Linked DNA regions of Homo sapiens: region 2 is linked to region 1. The links are chromatin loops, found by intact Hi-C in ENCODE. Cell type or tissue: Caco-2. All regions are shown on one strand. Links, peaks and the distances in the headings refer to the core of each region. The heading gives the core; the rest is flanking DNA.

Region 1 (12,431 bases), core at 2,017-10,016:
AAACAAAGACATAAAACGGAATTTAACATATAAGAGATTTTGCTTATGCAATATACTTATTACACTTTAAGAGGTAACTTCCTGGGAAAAATAATTTTGTTTATAATTACTGTACTTCATAAAGCTCTTTGGAACTTTTGCCATACTCTATTTTCTAGGTGGACACTCGGGAAATTTTTCTTGACCTTGTCTTGGGAAAGAATTGCACCTGATTATGCTGATTCACGTTATATGCTCAGAATACCCTATTGTATTTTTTTAAGCATGATGTAAGAATGATGTAATCTGTACCTAATTACCCAATTATTCCATACCTTGAAGGAGTCTTTCAATGGAATGCATCTATACTCTAAGAAGAAAGAATTCCATGAAAATTCATAGTATACTCTTCCTATGGGAATAGAACCTAATATCCTAAGATTGTTTCCCTTACTCTTAGAGCTTCAGATGGAGAAAAAGGAAAAAGAATGGAGAAACAGGGCAAGTAAAGAAAAAGAATCAGAGAGAAGATGAAGAGTATAGTAGACATGGGGTCAGGTAGTGGGAACTGTAGCAAATAGAACTCTGAGGACCTCTATGCTGTAGATTTAGCTTAAATCAAATATGCCTCATTCGTTTTCAATGAGAAAACAGAGGACGGAATTTAAAAAATGAAACAACTGAGCTATGAAAGAATAGAAGTGGGAGGAGAGCCTAAACTGGGCTTAAAAACGTGAGAGAGGGAGCTGTGTGCATATTATGGTCTCTTGTGATGCAGGAGACAGTGAAAATTTCTGGCACAGGAGGTGTGAGAGAGGTCTTTATCAACTTCACCCATTGCGGAGTCATCCACAGATATTAGCCCAGCTGAGCAAGTAGGGCACCACAGTGAATAGCTGGCTACAATTTTCTGCAACAAAATGTTGCAAAGCACTACCAAAAAAAAAAAAAATCCAATCCTGCATGTTTACTAGGACATTCCAGAACTTTCCTTTGGGAATTTATGGGTACAGCAGTTAGGGAAGTAAGCAGAGTATCCACAGTGCTAAAGGACAAGTAAGGGGCTAGTGCTCTGTAACTACAGGATAATTTAAAGACCTGTGATGCATGCAATTGTGTTGTAATGATCACTGGCTTGCTTAGTGCATTTGTGAGTCTTTAAATCTCCTCAAGTGCGGAGCAAAAAATTCTAGGATTTTGAAGTGTTATTTAAACCTCCAAAGTACAAGAACCTCTGCTTTAAACTCTTGGACCATTTCATGAGGGGAAAGTGTGGAATGCTTTTGTCAGTTCTTCATCTTCAACTCCACATCCTGCATGAAGTGGGATGTGCTCTAGTTGCTTCAGTTTAAAGGAATGTTGATTTCTCAGTGATAATGTCCTTTTAACACAACTTGTGGCAGAATTTAATACAAGGAAAAGTTTAAAGAACTCCATCCCTTTTCCCAATAGGAGCATTTAACCATCTCCAAATTTGAAAGAAGTTATTCTTCTGAAAGTAGCAGTCCTCCATAGGAGCTGTTTGATGATCATGATGAAACTTTTTATCCTGACATAAAATTTTGAACTTCTGATAGCTTCTTTGATCCTAAAGCCATGCTTAGCATCCTAACAACCTCTAATAAGTGCAGCCATCCTTTTAAGAAATAAATCTTGCTTTGGAAACAAAAGACCCAACCTAAGAATAATTTTCTGACCATTTAAACAACTACTAGATAGAGCTAGGGGTCTTCACATTGCATGTGCAGAACTTGTAACACATGGATATGTGGACTCTTTCTAATCCTTTGCACTGTCAGTATCTGTAGATGGATATTGTCAATAAATCATAGAAAAGATGAGTAAATCACATTAAAATCATCCAGAAATTTTGAATCGCAGGTTTTAGATCCAACTACTGGAAAACCAGAGCAAGTACATGGATGTGTGGTTATTATTTGACCTTTTTAGACCCTACTATTTTTCACTTCTTTTGGCAAATTTTCCAGAGCTCAGTCCTGTATTTCCATGCTTTTTCTGAAGGAAATGGCTTATTTTCATTCCCAGGAGGTTTAAAAGTCTTCCTTCTCCTTTGCCAAGCAGTCATGGTATCAGCTGCAGGTCTTGCTCTTCCCCAGTGCCTCTGTACTTAATAAGTCTGCATTACGGAGGCTGCCAAGCACCAAACATATTCAATATCACACCTGGCCCGATGGTCTTGCAATCTAAAACAAACAAACAAACAAACAAACAAACAAAAAAACTCAGTAATTTTCTGTATTTGTAAGTGGTCATCTTATATGATGGTGATGGGATTTCTGTAGGAAAAACATCTATTTTCAAAGTTGGAAGACCTTTATTATTATATTTGCACAAGCTTCCTTGTCTTGTTAATTAACTAGTTAAGCTAGAGTGCTACCTATTGACATTGGAAAATATTACCAGGAATGTTTTTTTCTGGTTTCCCTCACTGATTCAAAATCCTACTCTCATGACATCTGACATTAGATACAAAGACAACAACAACAACAAAAATGACTTTCTGACAAGAATTCTCAGCTGTACCATGATTACTTCTTTTCATCCTCCTACCTTTGCGCAATTACTAACTCATCTATATTTTAAGATAATGGTACATTAGGGTCCATTTAGAACGTCTATTAGATCATAATGTCACACAAGCAATGATGTCCTTGTTTTGAAAATAGCATCCAGAGCAGCTACTCCTCTAACTCATTTAGTAAACGGGGCTAATACTATTAACCTACCTCAAAGTGTGAGAAGCATTTTACAATAAGGAATTCCATGATATGTTAACTAATAACTTGGAAAAAGTATTTGTTTCTCCAAATATCCACTGGAGCTGCCAGAGAACATCTCTAAAAAATCTCCACTGAACTATTTTTACTTAGTGTTTTGGAGAACAATTGCTCACCATCCCAAAGAGTGTAATGCCTATGACAGAGACTGATTCAGCTGCTAACAAGAGAGGTATAGAATAAAAGAGAAAGAGTAAGAAGCCCAGCTAAATTTTATTTTTTATTGCCCAGTTACCTGGTTTTGGATTATATATGTTTTTCCTCTCTCAGTCTTTCCTGCACCTCTTTGGTGATTCTTTGAATAATAGCGCCTCCAGTTGATCTGGTGTTAAGAGTAGGGAAAGACTGAGACAATTATAACTCAGGACAAAGGTGTTAGAGAGAAAATAGTAAAACTGAAGACCAGGGTGAGTTCACATTCATCTTCCATGTCTTCCTTTAATAGCTGCCATAATAAAAAACAACTATAGGTTGGTAACTAGTATCTACAGATGTTGTGCTTGCACAGACACAGCTACACCAAGCTCCCTGCCTTTTTGACTCCAAAATTAAGTGAGAAAGATTGGCAGAGCAATACACTGTTACAATGTAGAATGGTGTCTATAAGGTGTTGAGGTGCTGTGAGATTTCAGAGGAGAGATAAATTACTTTCCTTGGAGTGAGAGATTGCTAAAGATCTATGAATCTGATCTAATAAATGTCCAGAGTAAACCAAATCTACTAAGTGACAAGCCTTGCCATTAGTGAACCAGAAATCATTTTAATAGGTAAAGAATTTTTTTCTAATTTTTTCTAACTTTACTGTGCTGAGGCATCTCTTTGACATTTTAATTTGGAAAATCCTAAAATATCAATTTATTAAAACAAGATACCACGACTTTGAATGGCTAAAATCCAAAACACTGACAATACCAAATGTCCCACCAAATATGGAGCAACAGAAACTCTTATTCATTCCTGTTGGGAATGCAAAATGGAACAGCTATTTTGGAAGTCAGTTTTGCAGTTTTTTACAAAGCTAAACTTAGTCTTACCATATGATCCAGTAATAGCAACCTTAGGTACTTACCAAAATGAATTGCAAACTTATATCCATACAAAAACCTGCACGTGGATGTTGATAACAGCTTTATTCACAATTGCCAAAACTTAGAAGGAACGAAGATGAAGCAAACAAGATGTACTTCGGTAGTTGAATGGATAAACAAACTGTTAAATCTATACAATGGAACATTATTCCGTGATAAAAATAAATGAGCCACAAGAGGGCAGGAAGGAAGCTTAAATGCACATTGATAAGTGAAAAAGACATTCTGAAAAGACGGCATAGCATGTAAGTTCAACCATATGACATTCTGTAAAAGGCAAGTTTATAGAGATAGTTGGAGAGTGGTGATGGTTGTATAATACAACAATGTGAATGTACCTAATCCCTCTGAACTTTACACTTACAAATATTTAAAATGGTAAATTTTATATGTTAAATTAATAAATATATTAATATATATTTTACCACAACATACACATTCAAAATTATAGAGACAGTAAAGGCGAAAGATCAGTTGTAAGGTTTTGGTTTAGGGGAGGGTGGGTGAACAGGTAGACAGCACAGAGCATTTCTAGTGCAGTGAAACTGTGGTACTGTAATGGTAGATAGAGGACATCATGCATTTGTCAAAACCCATAGAACTGTGCAACACAGAGTGAACCCTAATGTAAACTCTAAACTTCAGTTAATAATACTATATTACAACTAGTTTATCAATTCTAACAAATATACTCCACTAATGCAAGATGTTAATAATAGGAGAAACTAGCTAGGTGTTGGTGAGTAAGGGTTGTATATGAGCACTCTCTGTACTTTCTGGGTAAGTTTTCTGTAAACTAGAAACTGCTCTAGGCTGGGCATGGTGGCTCACGCCTGTAATCCCAGCACTTCGGGAGGCCGAGGCGGGCGGATCACCTGAGGTCAGGAGTTCGAGACCAGCCACGCCAACATGGTGAAACCTCCTCTCTGCTAAAAATACAAAAAATTAGCCAGGCGTGGTGGTGGGTGCCTGTAGTCCCAGCTACTTGGGAGGCTGAGGCAGGAGAATCACTTGAACCCAGTAGGTGGAGATTGCAGTGAGCCAAGATAGTGCCACTGCACTCCAGCCCAGGCGACAGAGTGAGACTCCGTCTCAAAAAGAAAAAATAAAAAAAAGAAAAGAAAAAAGAAAAAAAGAAAAGAAACTGCTCTAATAAATATTCATTTGGATAAAGGCAAATAAGTATGTAGCAAAAATTAAATATGGAGTTAACCATGAGTTAAATGAGTTAAAGTTGGGATCTGTAAAGTTAGAGGCTTTAGTGACCTGAATGTGTGTGTGTGTGTGTGTGTGTGTGTGTGTGTGTGTACACATATGTATGTATAAATTTGGAGTAAAGGATGAAACATGGTAAATAATTGGACACTTACCAAGATATTTGACTGTTTGCATAAGCTATTTTTTTCTATTCACTACTAGCCTGAGCTGAATGACAGGCTGTGTTCAGAAAACAATGTTATCTTATGAATATTCTCATTCTCTAGGCTTTCTTATCATCATATTGCTATTCCAGTTATTGCCTTAGTGCATCAGAGTAGATAACGTTAGATAAACCAGACCCAGAATAATATGAAGAAGGATAACCTCTGGACAGGATTTTAGCATAATGGGTTCCAATTTCATCTTTGCCACTGAGTGAAAACAAGCAGGGGCAAGCCACTCACCCTCTCTCATGATTTGTTTCCACATCTATCCAATAAGAGGGTTAGACTAGATCTCTGAATTCCATTTTTGCTCTCAAGTTATTTTGTCTTGTCTGGTTAGATTTAGCCAAAGACATCATTTGGAAAAATCTCAAGGAAAGCCCAAGTCTGCAGAGATCATATTATTTGGACACAAATCTAATGTTGCCTTGCTTCATCAATTACTATTTGGACTTTTGGAAAGAAAATACTCAAATCAATATCCTGACTATTTTGACTGTGTCCAAGTCTCCCTATTATATGCTGTAATAGAATCATTTTGTTTATAGAACCAGTTTGTAATTATGCTTTTATTTTTGTGATTACTTGCTAACATCTGCACACACCCACCTACCTCTAGATTATGAGTTGTATGAAGGAAGGGAATGATTTGATTTTATTCACCATTAACTCCTCAGTGCTTAGTGCCCAGAGTAGGTGGGCAATACATATATATTGAATGAATGATTCTTTATATTAGTTTAATGAAACATAAATATAATTTTTAATTATATGAAGTAAAAGAGAATTTAGATTTTTTGATACATGGCTTGCTCTGAATTAGGATATTTTTTTCTAAATGGTTGTAGGTTTGAAATAAAAATTTTCCAACAGGAACTTAATATTGTAATTTTTAGTAATTCATATAATTTCTTGTCCATAAATGATCTTCTGTTAACTGATGTCAGTCATAGATATCAGCCGCATTTTTATATTTCTTATCTAAAACAATTTCTAGGCAAACAAATGAATTAAAATTATAAGAGCAAAATAATGGGAACTGTTATGAATATAAAACTTATAACAAAAATAACTTTCCTTAAGTGACAAATGAAAATGGATTTCTCATTCTAGATTCAAATATTTCTTTAATTGACGAGTTGATCATTTGGATTTCAGATTTTCATTTTGCTGTGGAAAATAACTGAAAAATGTGAAAAGTTCTACCTTTTATTTGAATAAGAGCTGAATAAATCTGAAACCTTAATTATTGAGTCTACTCTTTCTAAAAATAAGTCGCATTTCTGGATGGATGACTTGGCACTTAATCTTCTGGCCAAATATGTCAACAAAATATTGGACAAACTATCTTTTGTCTTCTTCTATTCTGTGTTCATGGAGTGATTCTAAATGCTAGCTTAATGCCTGCTCTTTATGACCAATGTATTATTCATGTTTTAGAAGTCCATCTGAAATCGTTCCTTTAAAACATGCCCATTAATTCAGAACATCAATTTAGAAAGATTACTTTTTCAGTTCAAGATAATGTTTTATGGTTAATGGAGAATCATAGATGCCATTTAAAAGTTAGAGCAAATACAAGAACGTAAGAAAAAAAAGCAATACAGTTGTTACTTATTTGAAGTTGAAATGGAAGCCTGAGGTGTGAAGAATTTTCTTATCAGACAAACAAATCATCCAATTGTGCTTAAGCAAGTAAATAACACAATTCATGAAAATGTTGGCCTTGTGTATAGCAAACATAATGCTTGGGCTTTAGGAAAAAAATGTTTTAATATGACTGTGACTTGACATTAAACCACGTTTTCATTAAGATCAGAAAAAATGTCAGAATTCTCCTCTAGCTGAAGATATTCTCTGTTTTCTTCAGGTTTAAGTATATTGGATTTTCATTGTAACTACAAACGTTCTCAGTCTAGACACTGTTATGATTTTAAATTATTTCAATCCAAAGTTCAAGATGTAGACACAAACTAAGTTTGTGATTTTAGTAGTAGTACCTGTGAAACCACCTGTTGGGGTTAGAAATTTTGACTGACTTCAGAACTGAATAGACCATTTATTTTAGCCAAAATAAGTCACTTACTTTGCATATAAGCAAACAATTTTCCTTTTGCCTACTAGTAATTCATTTTCAATATATTCACCAAATATATGGATGATTTCTTTGCCTTTGGATTGATTTTTTTTCTGTTTATGTAAAAGAGATTTTTGAAGCAAAACAACTAGTTTTCAAGTAAACATAAAAACTTCAGATTGCATACAAAGGTTATTCCACTTGAAGGAAAAAATCATAATTTTAATATCTTTCATTCAATTTTCTATTATAATTATGGTGAATAAAGTGGTCCTCATGTACTCATTTACTTAGAAGCCCAAAATGGGTAAGGAGCCAGAACAGGAAAAGGTGGAGCTACCTAGGTTTAGCTCTAAGGATCCTATGCTTGTGCGAAGTTGCAGCAAGTTTGATAGCACAGTTTTGTTGATGATAATGAGTTAATTATCACTAAACTTTTACATTTTTCTAATGAAAAGAAAATCTGTACCCACTGCATTCAAACAATTAGATTTTTGAAGCTGCTGATTTGTTAGTTTTGAGAACTGTAGACTTCTAGGACCCATCCATTATTCTTGCTTTTGTCTAGAAATCATCCTTCTTAGATACAAGGCCTATCCCCACCACAAAAAAGGAGGCATCATTGTTTATATTTTTCAAATTGTGAAGCAAGCATTTTCAGCTTATTAAAATAGCTAAGTATGTTATAAATTCTTATAGTTTTTAACTTTTGGAATGAATTAGCTCCTCCTTTTCTACTAATATTTTATGCTGCATTTGGAGATTTTGCTTCTGTTTTGAAATTTCTCCTACAAAAGTTCTATTGACTCAATATATTGATATACTAAACCTAGATAAAGAATGAGATAGTGAAGTGGTAATAAAATACCCACATTAAATTTACAAAGCTTTCTGTACATTTTATTTCAGTTTTGGAAGGTACTCAGCTGCACAATTTTGTATGTCCAAGAAGATATCATTTGTGAACCTTCATTTTAATCATCAAACTGCCTTTTGGCCTCAACTGCTTTGAGGCCCACACTTTCTCTTCCATTATTAACAAGTTTGGGAAACAGAGTCAATAAAATCTAATTATTGACAGATGGTGAAATCAGTACTATTTCCTGAATATATATTCAGGTTTTCTAGATTAAACTAGAAAGTTTAGTCTCTCCTTTCACATACTTTTCTAGGCTCGCTCTTCAACACCTAAAACAGCACCTCTGTTGCCTAACACAGTGCCTGGCAGGCAGTAACCATTTGGCATAACTGGATTGAACAAAAACTATTACATCATTAGAGGGATTCCAAAGTAGGATACTCTGAGCTGATAATATCTTGATCAATTAAAGGATATATGGATACCCTATAGGCCACAGTATCCTCAAAATCACATCTGCATACTCCTGTGCTCATTTCCAAAAGTAACAAATCCTTTCCCAGTTACCCATATTTATCCCTAAATAGAAAGATGAGTAGGCAGGAGCTCACTAGATCACAGCCGTATGATCCAGTCTCATTTTCTACAACTATTGGAACAAAGCCTTCTTGTAGATGGTGGAAATTTCTTACTGTGGACTCATATCTTGAGAGGTAAAGCATGGCTAAGAATGTGCTCCTTTGTAATCCAGGTGAGTTGTTTGGCACCTAAGCAGTATGATGGCATCACAATTTATAAGCTATGGGTACACAATAACTAGATGACAACTTTCATTTTAGATTCAAGTTATTTGAGATTAGCAACACGGGGAGATTCCAAGAGATGTAAAAATAAGTGATAAGAACTTTTTTTTTTCTACCATGGCCTTGCCTATTTATCCACCACCCACCCTTTATGGCCTTTTATAAGGTAGAGGAATGATTCATAGCTACAAGAGGTAATATTGCAAACAGGTAAACCTTATAAACCCAATGGTAACCCAATCCATTTACAAGTGAAAAGTTCAGCTGAGGAACAGGACTATTTCCAATTTACATAATCCAAAATCATTAATTTATTTGGAACAACTTAAATTTGTAGGGCACTTTGAAATTTGCATGGCACTTTGAAATTTGCATGAGTATTCATAGTCGTGATTATATCTAAGCTTCCTAGTAATCATGAGGTAGAATGATGTATTTTCATGCTGCATGTTGCACAGAAAGGATCAGCGATTTGTAGACGTGATTTAGGTGGAGTCACAGTCTTGGTTTCAAGAATGACTTCGCAGAGTCAGCTAGGAAGCTGTCCACTCTGGACATTAGCATGGCAGTGTAGACATGCGATATTGATGGTGCTCTCTTCCATACATACTCCATTAGTGATACAGCCCAGTTTAGACTCAAGTATTTGTAATTCTTCAGTCAACTATATATGGTATTATTTGGTTTTTCACTGAATTCCACTAGATATACTGGTTTAATGTAGCTAAGAAAATAAATCAACATTATAAACTTTTGTCATTAGAAATAGAGCAACTTTCAAAACTGGTAAGTATTTTGTCAGCAACATTTTTTACATTTATTTAGAATACCTTACTTTGGTGGGATATTAACAAATATTTGTACTTTTTTAATACCAAAACTTTTTCATCTCCTAAAATGTAACTCAATGCCAGGAGTAAGACCTATTATAAAATACATTCTATTATTAGTAGCTAAAAGGTCACACAATTAAAAATATTTTCAAATAACTTCCACTTAATGACTTCCAGTGGGACATGAGTTCCCAATAAAATTAGCAACAAAATTCTTTAGGTTCTTTCCTGCCGACTGCAACTTTAAGTTAGAAAGTATTTATTCATTCTTTCACTTGAAAATAGCACTATCCCTCTAAACAGTTCTGCCTGAGAGACTTTAACTGCTTTGGAGAAGACTCTTTCCTTGCCTTGGCCTGTCCCTGGGGTCAGTGTTGGTAAAGGTGATGAGCAACGGATGCACGCAGTCATCAGAGACCATGGCCATCTCTAGTGTCATTGTCTAGCTCACCACCAACTCCCCTTGCTGGGTGTCTTCCAAATTTGAACCCCAGCTGTGGAAAGAAAAATTTCCAGTGTGGAGTGGTGAAGAATAATGGGATTTTTCAAATGGTTCTTCTGGTCTAGGGCAGAGAAACTGAGAACGCATGGCATTCCATTTATTTTTACAACTTTTAGTTAATTGATGAAACTAATATATTTTGTTGCCTCTAGGATAATTTTGATATTTCAGTACATTAGCTATTTAATTAGTCATTTCACAGTATCATGTTACCTGTTTTTAGGGACACTACGTGCAGTGAGTTGCAAAATTCAGTGTAGAAAAATGCTCTGATAAAAAGAGACTGGTGAATGCTGGTTACCTCATTCCCTGAATAAAACTGCTCCTGATTATCTAAAAGAGGCACTGCTGAGAGAAGGACCCAGGAGAGCAGCATCTATACAAAGGCATGCAGTTAATGCAATTGTAGGTGTGAATCTATATAACTTTAGAGGTTAACTGAGATTCCAGAAACACATACACAAACAGAGAGCCATTTATCTGAATTTTCAACACCTCGCCATGTTTCTGACTGAAGGCTCCTCTGGCCCTCTCTATGGCGAGTGTCTTTCCTTTTGTTCCATCTAGAATAAATCCTGTAAGTAACTTTTAAAGACCTATCCCTGCAAATCTCCCTTGAAATAACCCAGCACTGGATATGATCTATTATGAGGAAGCATTTTAATTCATCTTTTTAAGGTCATTTTTATAGCATTATAGATTAATATGAAGGAAGATTTAAGATAAAAAGTATAGCAAGGGTTCTTTTAGGATGACATTTTCAAATGCTTCCCTAGAATACAACCATACCAAGTTGTTAATAATGCTTCTCTTCCATATGACATATTCTATGATGTCTATTAGAATCAATAGCTAGTGAATCAATGACTTACTTAAAGCTAAAGTGAGCACAAGCCCTGAGGAAGGGCAACACTACTGTCATTTTGTCACCCTGGAAACCCTGCTTCTGTATTTGATAAGTACAGACTCAGTCAGTCAGGCAGATAATTTACATGACCAACTATTCACATACGTCAGTGATTCCAATTTTTGAAAAAAAAAAATAGTATGATTTCTCTGTATCCATTGACATATTCACTCTAAAGCCAGCCAGAAGAGACTTACTCAGATGGCTATTATCCCCTGGCAGCACCATTGATACTACCAGCTGGAGCTACCTCCTAGAATATCCAAATTTTCGTGTTTCTCCTCTGCTCCCATTCCTTAGTTTCTGACCACTATCTACCCTTGGATCACTCTTGAGGACTTTTCTTGCAGTTCTGGTGGGATCTCAGCTCCTGCATGCTTTATATCTTCTTTGGAAGCAGAGAGGAGATTCTCTGAGCTAAAGAGGGAGAAGAATATATATGCTAGCAAACTACTGTTGACTCTTCCAGAGATAGAGCAGCTTCCTCCCTACCCCTTCCTCTAATACTGCCTAATACCTGCCACTCACTGCAGAAGAAGCCATGAAGGAATTCCAGGAAAAAGATGATCATGAAATTACTGGGAAACATTAACGAAAAAATAGCCAAAATAATCTTTGGCCATAATAAAAGAACCAGAATGAGGGCGGAAATACTCTGTTACACTTCACACCCAAGTGAGAACATTGCATTATTTTCCGGTTACCCCTTTTAGAGGAAGTATAGACAAAGTGGAGCACACAGAAAAGAGTGACAAAGACAATAAGAGGGCTCCAAGCTGAAAAATCTAAGGAAAGTAAATGGGGGTATTTAAGAAGAATAAGGGAAGATACAGATGGTGTGGTTATGTGAATATCAATTATTTTCAAATATTTAAAGGAATATCACGTTGAAGAGGAATAGACTTGTTTTACATTAACCTAAGTAGATCTAGTGGGTGGTCAGAAAGAAACTTGTAATAGTAGGAGGGAGGCTATGAGAATTCCAAGCCCCTAAAACATATGTTAGAGTTGAGCCCCTGGAAAAGGATGCTCAAGTTGAGCCCCTTGAAAAGAAACTGCAATATTTTCAACAGTGTTCTGTAGAACACCAAGTCCACTAGATGTCATTGGTGATTTGTGTGTGTGTGCACATGCATGCACGCATGTTAGTAGGGGCGGTAG
Region 2 (12,431 bases), core at 2,725-10,724, 180 kb before region 1:
CAAAACTGTAAAGACATGCTGAGAATTCAAAGAAAAGTATACTGTACAATAGTTAATAAAATGCTATAAAGTACTAAAGAAGTGCAGTCCCTTGTTTATTAAAAAATGCAGTACACTTTCCTGAAAATTTTACTTAATATCATGTGGGTATTTTTCTTCCTGGAAAATACTTAAATATTTTCATTAGATCCATCATTGACATGATAATAATAATTAAATAAAAATTATAGTTACCCATTGGATATTAAGAGAACAAGAAGATAGGGAAATTTATAATAAAAATAAAACTCAAAAGAATTCAAACTCATCTCATTTGCAATTATAGGACACATTTAAGTCACTAGGTTATTCAGCCTTGGGAGACCAGATGAGCTAATTTATAGGTATTTAATTAAACCTATATGGTGAAGTCTCCATTATAAAACTAGTTAAAAATACAAAAGGAGACCTAAATGAGTGTGGTAAAGCCCATTTTCTCTTAGACCACAAATGGTCCATATCAGATTTCAAAAATTGACATAATATTCAGGTAAAATGTTACTGAGAAATTTCAGTGGTGGGGTACATGAATGGAGAGGGAGAAAATAAAAAATGAAGCAAGAGTCCTTCCTTTTGTTTTATTTGTAGAGGGTTGACGGGGTGTGTTTGTGGTGTGGGAGCATCTCACTCTATGTCTTGCTTTCATTTTTTGGCTTTGCCTGAAAGTAGCATAAGACCCACAACAGGAAATGCCATATTCTTTAAAAGATGCAGACCACTGACAAATCAGTCAGCTCCTCAATTATATTTATCAATGCATGTTTTTTAACTTCTCTCACTTCCCTCACTTTCTACACAAGCACTTTTTTTCTCCAAATGTAAAGGCCATTACATGCCTTTTTCCCCCCTTTCCCTTTAAGAACTGACTCAATTCTGGAGTTCTCCCAAGAATCAGCCTGCATAGGCTACAGAACTCAGGAGATTATGAAAATGTTTGTGCTCTCTCAGTATCAAAGAACAATATTGTTGAGTTTAGAGGGGAGAACTTTTCTGGTAAATAATCTATTTAACTCAAACTTCTTAGAGAAAATAATAGGAATGTAAACGAAGATACTATTTATTTCACGATATTTACTGAGCATTTATGGGCAGAACACAATGTCTGTACAATTGGCTCTTGGCTTCATTCTCCCTGTCTTTACAGAGCAATGTGGAGAGTGCTCATTTTCTAAATTGTCTTGAGTTAAAGCTCTGGTGGCTAACAAAAGTATTAGGGAAACTGCCAGTAGAGTAAACATATTTTTAAAAGAATAATAAAAAGTTTATTTGCTATCAGAAGTATGAAATCCAACCCTATACCTATCTACTACAATACTCAAATCAGAGGTGAAGTGCAAGGAGACACCTCCAGGATTTAATAACCAGTTCTTTAAAAGTAAACTTCTTAGACTGGCATTTAATCAAGTCTCAATAAACATTCCTAGCCTCATATCCTTCTTCCTATGAAAATGAATAATGCTTCTCTGAGAAGAAGACTATGAAAATCAGAGATGCGGTATGCCTTTAGAGAAGAAAATCAGCTCTATTTAATAAGCAACTACTTCAAATTTTGTTTATCCAGGTGCAGTACAGTATATTCCAAAATATATATATTGACTGGGAAAAGTTAACCCCATTGGTTAGATTTATTAGGCCAATGTCAGTTGTCCAAAACCAGATCATGTTTTTTCATAATTCATTCTTTCTAGCATGAAGTCTCAACACTTACTTTTCTGACACTTGAAGTTCAAAAATAAGATGCCATAAGGAATTAAAAAGTCCATATCTAACAGGCACCTTAAGAATGATAGGTATTCAATACATTATCTCATAATAATATTTACTTGGAACATGCAGTAGGTCTAAGCTGCAATATTAAGACTAGCCAAAAGGCACTATTATCTAACACAAGTCATTCTCTACCATAAATTTTATTTAAGCTTATTGTTTTAGTTTATATAAAATGAATAAATTATATACCTCCAAACATATCTAGATAATTAGGAACATTTTTACTTATTATAAAAGTTTTCTAGACAGTATCACTAGTAATTCTCAAAAAACTGAAAAGCTTTGATTGATAAAAAGTGCCAGCCATCATATTTCATAAATGTAGAAAAAAATTATTGTGACTCTTGTTAAAATGATACATAAGATTATTTAAAACTATTGGAATAAAATACTGCACTGGGCTCAACTTTGAATACAGCTACACCAATGAGGATTTATAATCAAGGGATCAGTAGAATAAAAAATCACTAAGAGGTGACATCAAGGGTAGGGGGACTCTTGATAAATAGACTTAGCAGTAATCTAATCCTGACAAGAAGACACCCAATGTCTTCTTTGTCTTTACAATTGAGCTATAACTTTCATACTGTGATATATACAGCTCTTCAAAGTGCAGTTTGATAAGTTTTCACAAATGTATGTTACATTTTAATGATGATATAACTATCACCCAAATCAAGATACAGAACTAAAAACTTATCTCAGAAAAGTTTCTCAACTTTTTACAGTTAATCTTTCTCCAAGGTAATCATTTTTCTGAGTTTTGTGTCTTAAACTTATCTCAGTCCATCTAACTGAAACTTTGTGCCCTTTGACCAACACCCCCTCAGTTCTCCCCAAATCTCAATCTCCTGGTGACCATCATTCTGTTCTTTTCTTCTATGAGTTTGACATTTTTAGATCCCACATATAAGTGACATAATGTGGTATTTTTCTTTCTATGCCTGGCTTGTTTCACTTAACACAATGTCCTCCAGGTTTATTAATGTTGTTTCAAATGACAATATTTTCTTTGTTTTTAAAACTGGATATTATTTCATTGTGTATATGCTATATTTTCTTTATCTGTTCATCCACTGGTGGAGACTTATGTTAACACCATATCTTGGCTATTGTGAATAATGCTGAAATGAACATGGGAGTGCAGTTATCCCTTCAACATACTGATTTCATGTTCTTTGGATATACATCCAGTAGTGGAATTGCTGGATCATGTGGTAATTCTATTTTTAATTTTTTGAGGAAGCTTCATACTGTTTCCATAAAGGCTATACTAATTTACACTCCCACCAACAATGTGCAAGAGTTTCCTTTTGTCCATATCCTTGCCAACAGTTATCTTTTGTCTTTTTGAAAATAGCTCTTCTAATAGGTGTGAGGTGATAGCTTAGTGTTTCAATTTGCATTTATCTGATGATTAATGATGTAGAGCATTCTTTCATATACTTGTTGGCCATTTATGTATCTCTCCTTTTGAGAAATGTCTATTCAGGTCCTTTGCTCATTTTTAAAATCAGGTTATTTGTTTTCTTGCTATTGAGTTGTTTGACTTTCTAAACATATTTTGGATATTAATTGCCTGTCAGATGCATGGCTTACAACTATTTTCTCCCACTCTGTAGTTTGCCTCTTCACATTGTTGTTTCCTTTGCTGTACAGAAGTTTTTTAGTTTGATGCAATCCCATTCTCATGTTTTTGCTTTATTTGTTTGTGCTTTTTGGATCATATAGAAAACAAAATTACTGGTCAGATTGATCTCAAAAAGCTTCTTCTCCTATGCTTTTGTGAACCTAAAATATCTGAGAAAGTCTCAGTCAATTTAGAAAGTTTATTTTGCCAAGGTTAAGGATGTGCCTGTGACACAGCTTAAAGATGCCCTGATGACATGTGCCCAAGGTGGTTTGTATGCAGCTTGGTTTTATACATTTTAGGCAGACATAATACATCAATCAATACAGGTAAGATGTATTGTGTTGATGCAAAAGTAATTGTGGTTTTTGCAATTAAAATTAATTTTACTTGTTCTGTGTAAAATAATGTGACATACCACATTATGTCTCTTATATGTGGGATCTCAACAGACTTAGCAGTAACCTAAGTAATCAAAAGTAATGATAAAATTGCAATTACTTTTGCACCAACCTAATACATTAGTTCAATCTGGAAGAGTGAAACAACTTTGGGGGCACTTCTACGTAATAGGTAGATTTAAACATATTCTGACTGGCAATTGGTTGAGTTATTACCAGTAGAAAGGAATGTCTGGGTTAAGATAAGGGGATGTGAAGACCAAGGTTTTATTATGCAGGTGAAGCTTCCAGGTAGCAGGCTTTAGAGAAAATATATTGTAAATGTTTCTTATCAGACTTAAGGTCTCTGTTGATGCTAATGCTGGAGGGGCATAATAAGGCATGTCTGACCTCAGCTTCCATCATGGCCTGAACCAGTCTTTCAGGTTAAATTTTAGAGTGCACTGGTTGAGGAGGGAGTCCATTCAGATGGTTGCAGGGGGCCCTTTGAATTTTATTTTTGGTTTACACTTTCTTCTAGTAGTTTTAAAGTTTCAGGACTTACATTTAAGTCTTTAATTCATTTTGAGTTAATTTTTTGTGAGATATGAGATAAAAGTCCAATTTTATTCTTCTACAGGTAGATATCCAGTTTTCACATCAGTATTCATTGAAGAGACTTTCCCCATTGTGTGTTCTTGGCATATTTATCAAAGATTAATTACCCATAACATGGATTTATTTCTGGCCTTACATTATGTTCCATTTGTCTATATGTCTGTTTTTAAGCCAGTATCATGCTGTTTTGATTACTATGGCTTTGTAGTATATTTTGAAATCAGATAGTGTAATGCATTTAGCTTTGTTTTCTTGTTCTTTTGTTTTATTTTGCTCAAGACTGCTTTAACTATTCACTTTTATGATGTTTATTGTCAGATTTTACTTGGCTTGTTTCTTTACTTCATTAGTTAATTGCTGCTACATACAAACCTCAAAACTCAATAACTTAAAACAACTCCTTATTTAATTCACAAATAAATGGATCAGCAATTTGGTCTGAATTCGTTTGTGTGGTTCTTGTTTCTTTTGGGCTCACTCAAGTATTTGTGATTAACTGCTAAGTCTGCAGCTCCAGGATGGCCTTGGTTATGACATTTTATCTCTACTTTATATGGTTTCTCATCCTTCTATTATTGGAAAGAGGTCCTGATCCAGACCTCAAGAGAGGGTCTTGGATCTCATGCAAGAAATAATTCAGGATGAGTCTACAGAGTAAAGTGAAAGCAAGTTTATTAAGAAAGTAAAGAAGCAAAACAATGGCTACTCCATAGGCAGAGCAGTGGCATGGTCTGCTCGACTGAGTATACTTATAGTTACTTCTTGATTATATGCTAAACAAGATGTATTAGTCTGTTTTCATGCTGCTGATAAAGACATACCCGAGACTGGGTAATTTATAAAGAAAAAGAGATTTAAGGGACTCACAGTTCCCTATGGCTGGGGAGGCCTCACAATCACTGCAAAAGGCGAAAGGCATGTCTTGAATGGCAGCAGACAAGAGATAATGGGAACAAAGCAAAAGGAGTTTCCATTTATAAAACCATCAGATCTTATGAGACGTATTCACTACCATAAGAACAGTATGGTGTAAACTGCCCTCATGATTCAATTATCTCCCACCTGGTCCCTCCCACAACACATGGGAATTATGGGAGGTTCAATTCAAGATGAGATTTGGGTGGGGACACAGTCAAACCATATCACAAGGGGTGAATAATTCATGAGTTTTCTCAGAAAGGAGTGGGCAGTTCCCAGAACTGAGGGTTCCTCCCTTTTTAGGCCAAATAAAGTAACTTCCTGACATTGCTATGGCATTTGTAAACTGTCATGACACTCGTGGGAGTGTCTTTTAGCATGTGAATGCATTATAGTTAGCATATAATGAGCAGTGAGGACGACCAGAGATCACTTTCATCACCATCTTGGTTTTGGTAGGTTTTGGCTGGCTTCTTTACCGCAAACTGTTTTATCAGCAAGGTCTTTGTGGCCTGTATCTTGAGCCAACCTCTATCTCATCCTGTGACTAAGAATGCCTAACTTCCTGGGAATGCAGCCAAGCAGGTCTCAGTCTTATTTTACCCAGCCCCTATTTAAGATGGAATCACTCTGGTTTGAGTGCCTCTGACACGTCAGCAGACTATTTTGGGACTGCTCACATGGTGCCTGGATATGGTTCAGAGACAGAGTTGGGTATGTGAAGAATCTTGTCTGAGAACTGGGGCACGATTACTCCCACTGCATTCTATTGACAAAAGTCACATTCCAGTCCAGATTGAAGAAGTGGACAATTGGCCACCTCTTGATGGATGGTTAAAAAAAAATTGCAAAACGTGTGGATGTGAAAAAGAGTTATATGGTCATTTTTACTATTATCTTTATATAAAGGGGATAATATGGCATGTGCTCTTTTGTGTCTTCTGGCGTTTTTTTCTGCTAACATAAAATTTTTGAGGGTTATCCATATTGTTAAGTCAGAGTGATTTAAAACAACAGAAATGTATTATCTCATGGTTCTAGGGACTGGAAGTCTGAAATCAAGGTGTTGGCAAGGCCATGCTCTCTCCATCGGCTCTAGGAGAGAATACTTCCTGTCCTCTTCTAGCTTTGGTGTGAAGACTAAACTCTGACCTTTTTTTCTTAATCTTATCTTGCTCAAATTCCTTCTTAAGGGGTTTGGTGAGCACGCCCTACAAACCCTAAAGTCTCATCAGAGGAGTTTTATTTAACCCTGTATAACATGTCCTACTTTCGAACCTGACTTTGGCATAACATCACACAACAAATAAGCAACCCCAAATATATTTTATTGTCTTATCTTGAAATTGGCCTGCAAAGTCGTCTCTTGTGGGAAAAACCTACATTCTGTAGAGAATCCCCTTTTCTCTTTTTTTTTTTCACTTTCCAGATCCAGGAGATAATCAGCTAAGAGCCAGGTGCCCTTTTATGTCTGATAAGAAACATTTTATAACCTATTTTCCCTGAAGTCTACTATGTTAAGGCTTCCTCTGCACAATAAAACTTTGACCTCCACAATCCCTTATCCTAACCCAAACATTTCTTTTCTATTGATCTCAGGCCTTTATATAAACTCAACCAATTGTCAAACAAAAAATGTTGAAATTTACCTTAGCCTGAAAGCCACCTCCTCAAGTTGTCTTGCCTTTTTGAACCAAACCAAAGTACATCTTAAATGTATTTGGTTGATGTTTCATGTCTCCCCAAAATGTATAAAACCCGGCTCTTCCCTAACCACTTTGGGCACACGCTCTTAGGATCTCCTGATGGCTGTGTCACAGGCCATAGTCATTCATATTTAGCTTAGAGTAAATCTCTTCAAATATTTTACAGAGTTTGACTCTTCGTTGACAGGTGTTTGCCAGCAACCTTTGGCATTCTTTGGCTTGCAGGTGTATCATCACTCCAGTCATATGACTTTTCTCCCTGCGTGTCTTCACATCATCTTCACTCTGTGTGTTTCTTTGGACATATTTCCCTTTTAGGACAGCAGTCATATTGGATTAAAGTCTATCCTAATGACCTCGTTTCTACTTGATGACCTCTGTAGTGATCCTATTTCCACATAAAGTGACATTCTGAGTTACCCAGGGTTAGGATTTTAACATATCTTTTTGGAAGGCTATAATTTGACCCATAATGGAGCTACTATAAGTAAAGTTGTTACAAACATACTTGTATAATTCTCTTTGTGGTAATATACTGAATTATTTTGAGATATATACCCTGGAGTGAGTAATAGGTAAAGTGTATGTTTAACTTTATTGGAAGCTACCAAAGAGTTTTAAAGAGGTTGTATCATTTTACACATATATCAGAAATTCATGAGAGTTCCAATGATTCCACTTTCTTGCTAAGAATTGATACTGTTGGGGGCCGGGCCCAGTAGCTCACACCTATAATCCCAGCATTTTGGGAGCCCGAGGTGGCAGATCATGAGGTCAGGAGTTCAAGACCAGCCTGGCCAACATGGTGAAACCCTGTCTCTACTAAAAATACAAAAAATTATCCAGGCGTAGTGGTGGGTGCCTGTAATCCCAGCTCCTGGGGAAGCTGAGGCAGGAGAATCACTTGAAACCAGAAGGTGGAGGTTGCAGTGAGCTGAGATCGCACCACTCCACTCCAGCCTGGGCAACAAGAGCGGAACTCCACCTCAAAACAAACAACAAAAAAAGAATTGATATTGTCGTCTTTTGAATTATTGTCATTCTAGTAGGTATATACTGATATCTCATTTGGCTTTAATTTTCATTTCTATGATGACTAAGAATGATAAATACATTTTCATGTGTTTGTTGGCCATTCGTATATTTTCTTTTGTGATATGTCTGCTCATATCAGACATGGCAGAAGCCCATGCCTAAGAATGGCCTTTTTGGGGGCAAAGATGTTCTTTACTTCTCTACCTTCAAAATGTTATAATTCAGTGCTATGCTTCTATAAAAACTTACCACAAAAATAGTGGCTTAAAATAACAAAAGGAGGAGGTCGGAATTTCAAAACGGGTCTTATGAGACTAAAACCAAGGTATTGGCAGAACTGCATTTCCTCTGAAGGCCCTAGAAGGAAATCTATTTCTCTGCCTTTTCCAGCTTCTAGAGGCTTCCTGCATGTGCATGCCTTGGCTCATGCCCTTTCCTCCATCCCCAAAGCCAGTGGAATGGCACATTTACATCTCCCTCTCATTTTCCCTCCTTCCTTCTTTCCCTCTCTCCCTCCTGCTTCTTTTCGCTTCTGACCTCACATCTCTTTCTCTGACTCTGACTTTCCTGCCTTCCTCTTATAAGGACATTTATAATTCTATCGAGCCCATTCAAATAGTTTAGAATAGTCTCTCCATTTCAAGAGCCTTAACTTATTTAAATCTGCAAAGTCTCTTTTGCCATGTAAGGTAACATTTTCACAGGTTTCAAAGATTCAGATGTGGATACTGTTGGAGGTATCATTATTTTGTCTACCACACCTGCCAGTTACTAGGCTGTTCTTCCTTGGTGACAAATCCACTCTTCCATATCTCTGATCTGAGATAATGGAACTCTGCAAATTATACTTCTGTTTTGCCAGCTGGTTCTTTGTCAGGTTCTGCCAATAGGGGGCACTAAGAGATACTGGAAGGCAGGAAGTGGAAGGAGGGACTTCAATCTTTTTTGTTTAGGTTGATGGTTTTATTGGCATTGCCCTAGCAATTCTTTCTCACTGGCAGCAGCAGAGGGGAAAGATCCCAGCTATTTTTCTAAATTTCCAGAATGGTCACACTTCTAGAATGAGTCTCATCTCCCTAAGAGGTGCCCAAATAAGCTGGGCAATGTCAGTCTTTCAGAGATACTGCTCTTCAGAACCACTGCTCCAAGCATCTGGGTTCTGATAACCTCAAATTGTTGTCTTTGCTTCCTCAGCTCTAGAGATGACAGCAGGTTCTTGCAATGATTACTGTAGTGTTCATTTTTAGGTTTTCTTTTCAGTTCTCCAACATCTATTTAACAGTTTCCTTTTATTGGAATCTCTTGGTTGAAAATATCTAGTGTACTTTTGTTCTCCTGTTACATTTACACTACGATTAGTTATTCAACTCTCCCAATACGTGGAGACAAAACTAAAGAATCATAGCCCAAGAAGAAATAGGTGGTAGTAGCTGTGAGCAAGGAGAAATTTTATCAAGTCTAATTCTTTTTCAGGAAGCATCATGGCATAGAAAGACATGTCTATCTTCCCCAAAAAATCATTTCACAGGGCTACAGGGTCAAATTTTCTTTTTAATGTGGAGCAGCCAAATTCTAAAAGTCACTCATACTGGCTTTGATTATTTTAAAACTGAAAAATTATTTAGAGGAATGCAATACAGGATTATCACAAAGTTTAATCCAGCTAAAGTTAAAACTGTGCTGAAAACTTATTTAGATTGACTAAATTTAATTTAATATTTGTGGATTTTTTGAATATCAGTAATTTCATAGTCCATCTCAGTAAAGATCTTAATACAATTTCACACACACACACACACACACACACACACACACACACACACACACTGTATAGGGGGATGCAAAAGGGAAGAGATTTATAAATCAAATAGCTTTATAGCCTTCAAATAAGCTACAAAAGAAACTGTCCATTTGAATTTCTAGATGCATGCTATAGTGGAACAACACTCAAAATGTATGAACATTTATTACAGATTTGAACATCCTTTGGACTACACTCTTGCCAGTGACAAATGCATTCAACATAAAATAATAATGTTTCAATCATAGAAATGTGCTCTTAATCATATTTAATCCTGCTTTTTATACTCTAACCTTAATTAGTAACCCAGAACCCTTTCTAACCTACACACCCAGTCTTTGAGGAAGTTATTCATCAGATAGGAATAATGTTTGTCTAGGAGTGCACTTATCTTAATGGACTTAATATGATCATTTAAAAAATATTCAGATCCTCCTTCTCCTCTCCTCCTCTCCCCAACTTTCTACCCAACTTCAATTTGACCTATATAACTCTTTCAGGTCTTTGGGACCCTGGGAAGAGGTGATGTAGAGTAAATCTATCAAAAGCCATGGCAATCAAGCACATACACATTAAAACATAACACCTTGGAGGATGGGTGGGAGGAATTGGGGACAGAGCAATTCACACTGAAGGTTACCATATATCTGAAGTTTGGTTAAAATAAACAATGGCATTGTGAAGGGAAAAATGATTCACAAAAGGAAAAGGAAAAACTGAAGTATAGGAGTGTGGGGGCAGGGGAGAAGGGGGGTTATAGAAGGTAAATAACATTATTGTATTCCAATCTGAAGTTTGGTGTCAGTGATAAGTAACCCAAAGAAGTTCTGTTGTGTAGAAGCAGCTGGAGACCCACCACACTCTCTCCCTCCTGCTGCTTCCTGTGTTATTGTCAATTCATCTGCTGTAGCCTCCTTCTCAAACACAGAGCCTGGGAGTCAGTACAGAGCTCTTCTACACCCATAGAAGAGGTTAGTTTACTAATAACTTAATAAGGGCTTACGATGAGATATTTATGCTACTGTTTAATATTTTGACCAATCATAGAAATAGTCTTGGTCTGGATTATTGTGCAATATAAAAGACTTAGGATGTATGCTAGTTAGAAAAGAAAGAAAAAGAGAGAAGGGGGAAAATATTAATTTAGATTCGAAAAAAATAAAGATGAACTAGAGGTACACAAATCTTGTCCTTGAATTTTAAATCATTGAAGAATAATATCAAACATAGATATCTAGATTGGATTGAAGATCAGACAAGGAGCTAAAAATTAACAGCAAAACCCACCTGAAAACGAATTTCAGGTTTATCAATCATACTCATGATTCAAAACCATGGATGAACATCTAACTGGCAACCAGGGTGCTATGCCTGGACTCTTCCACACCCTTACCCCTTAATATCACAAGATAGTGAGCACAGGAGAAATGAAATTATTAGAAAAATATACTAAGAGATTGAAAAAAGACCTATGGTTGTAGAGGGAAAGTTTTGGCATATTTAGTACATTAGCAAAAGAAACATGTAGACCATGGCTACAGTTAACCAAATGAGAAATACATTTTGAGAGAATATCATTGAGACCTTTACATTTCTCAGACTCAATTGCAAGTTCGAGCCTGGAGATGGGGCCATGAGCACTGATAGGTTAATGCATCTTAATCCCCATGTGAGGATATAACAGAATCATATACATAATGCACTGCTCTGGTGCCTACAGCATATATTCAGGACACAGTAATTGTTACCTAATATTATTAGTTGGCCTGGCTTCCATCCTGTAGTTATTTTTTCAAATGGCAGCAAGTATGTGTCACTGAGTATGTCTGATTAATTTCTATTTTAGTTATTATGTCAGATGAAGATATATTTTAATACTATTTTTAAAATATTTAAGTTTATTTTTAATATGTTATTTTTCACCCTCTTTTGGGCTGCCATATGTCCCTGACAAAACAAAAATTACTACCTCAGATTGATTTCTATTAAAATAATATTTACTGCCAAAATATCTAAATGAAGAAGAAGAGAACCTCAGGCTTTACTTATGTAAGCAAAATATCTAAATAATTGAATGAATTACCCCCATTTTAATCTTGGTGTTTTCTTAGAAGTTAGCTGTAGGGAGTATCCATGCAACAGAAGGTTAAGGGAAGAGGGACAAACTAATTAGTGTTATCAAATAAGAGTCTTTAGAGTGAGATTTGGTATCTTGATTTAAATTAGTCAGTGAAATTTTCTGCAATAGTTATATTAGCTAAATAATTTACAAATTTCTATTTTACTTTTTGTTGTAAAGAACGGTCAAAAATGTTCATGATTAATTTCATAGTCATTCCATTTCACCCTTTATCACAATTTCCCTCTAATTATTCTTTCCTCTCCTTGACTTCCTTCTCCAGTCCATTGCTTCCAGCACAGATTATACAGGCTAATCTATATGCTAACATTAAAATAGTTAATACTTACCAGTGACAGACACTTGAAATGATTGGTTCTTGTTCTGAAACCATTGCATTACACTACTCATTAGT

Evidence for each region. Hi-C counts contacts between places; a loop is a spot of excess contacts. Peaks named below come from ENCODE experiments on the same cell type or tissue, not always from the same donor. Only the 100,000 strongest peaks of a DNase experiment are listed, where the experiment ranks them.
Region 2: a loop joins it to region 1, with 5 times the contacts of the local background. A loop is called at or near these places in 5 of 110 quality-filtered maps.

The regions. Positions count from the first base shown.
Region 1 is chr5:41,338,426-41,350,856 of GRCh38, reverse strand. The region is part of intron 2 of PLCXD3 (phosphatidylinositol specific phospholipase C X domain containing 3); the gene reads left to right. Among named protein-coding and RNA genes, the nearest start is that of C6, 130 kb to the right of the region's middle. In Caco-2, for the core only: no CTCF peak of the experiment used is centred there; no DNase peak of the experiment used is centred there.
Region 2 is chr5:41,520,921-41,533,351 of GRCh38, reverse strand. No RefSeq gene overlaps it. Among named protein-coding and RNA genes, the nearest start is that of PLCXD3, 17 kb to the right of the region's middle. In Caco-2, for the core only: no CTCF peak of the experiment used is centred there; DNase peaks (open chromatin) are centred at 6,001, 6,501 and 7,221.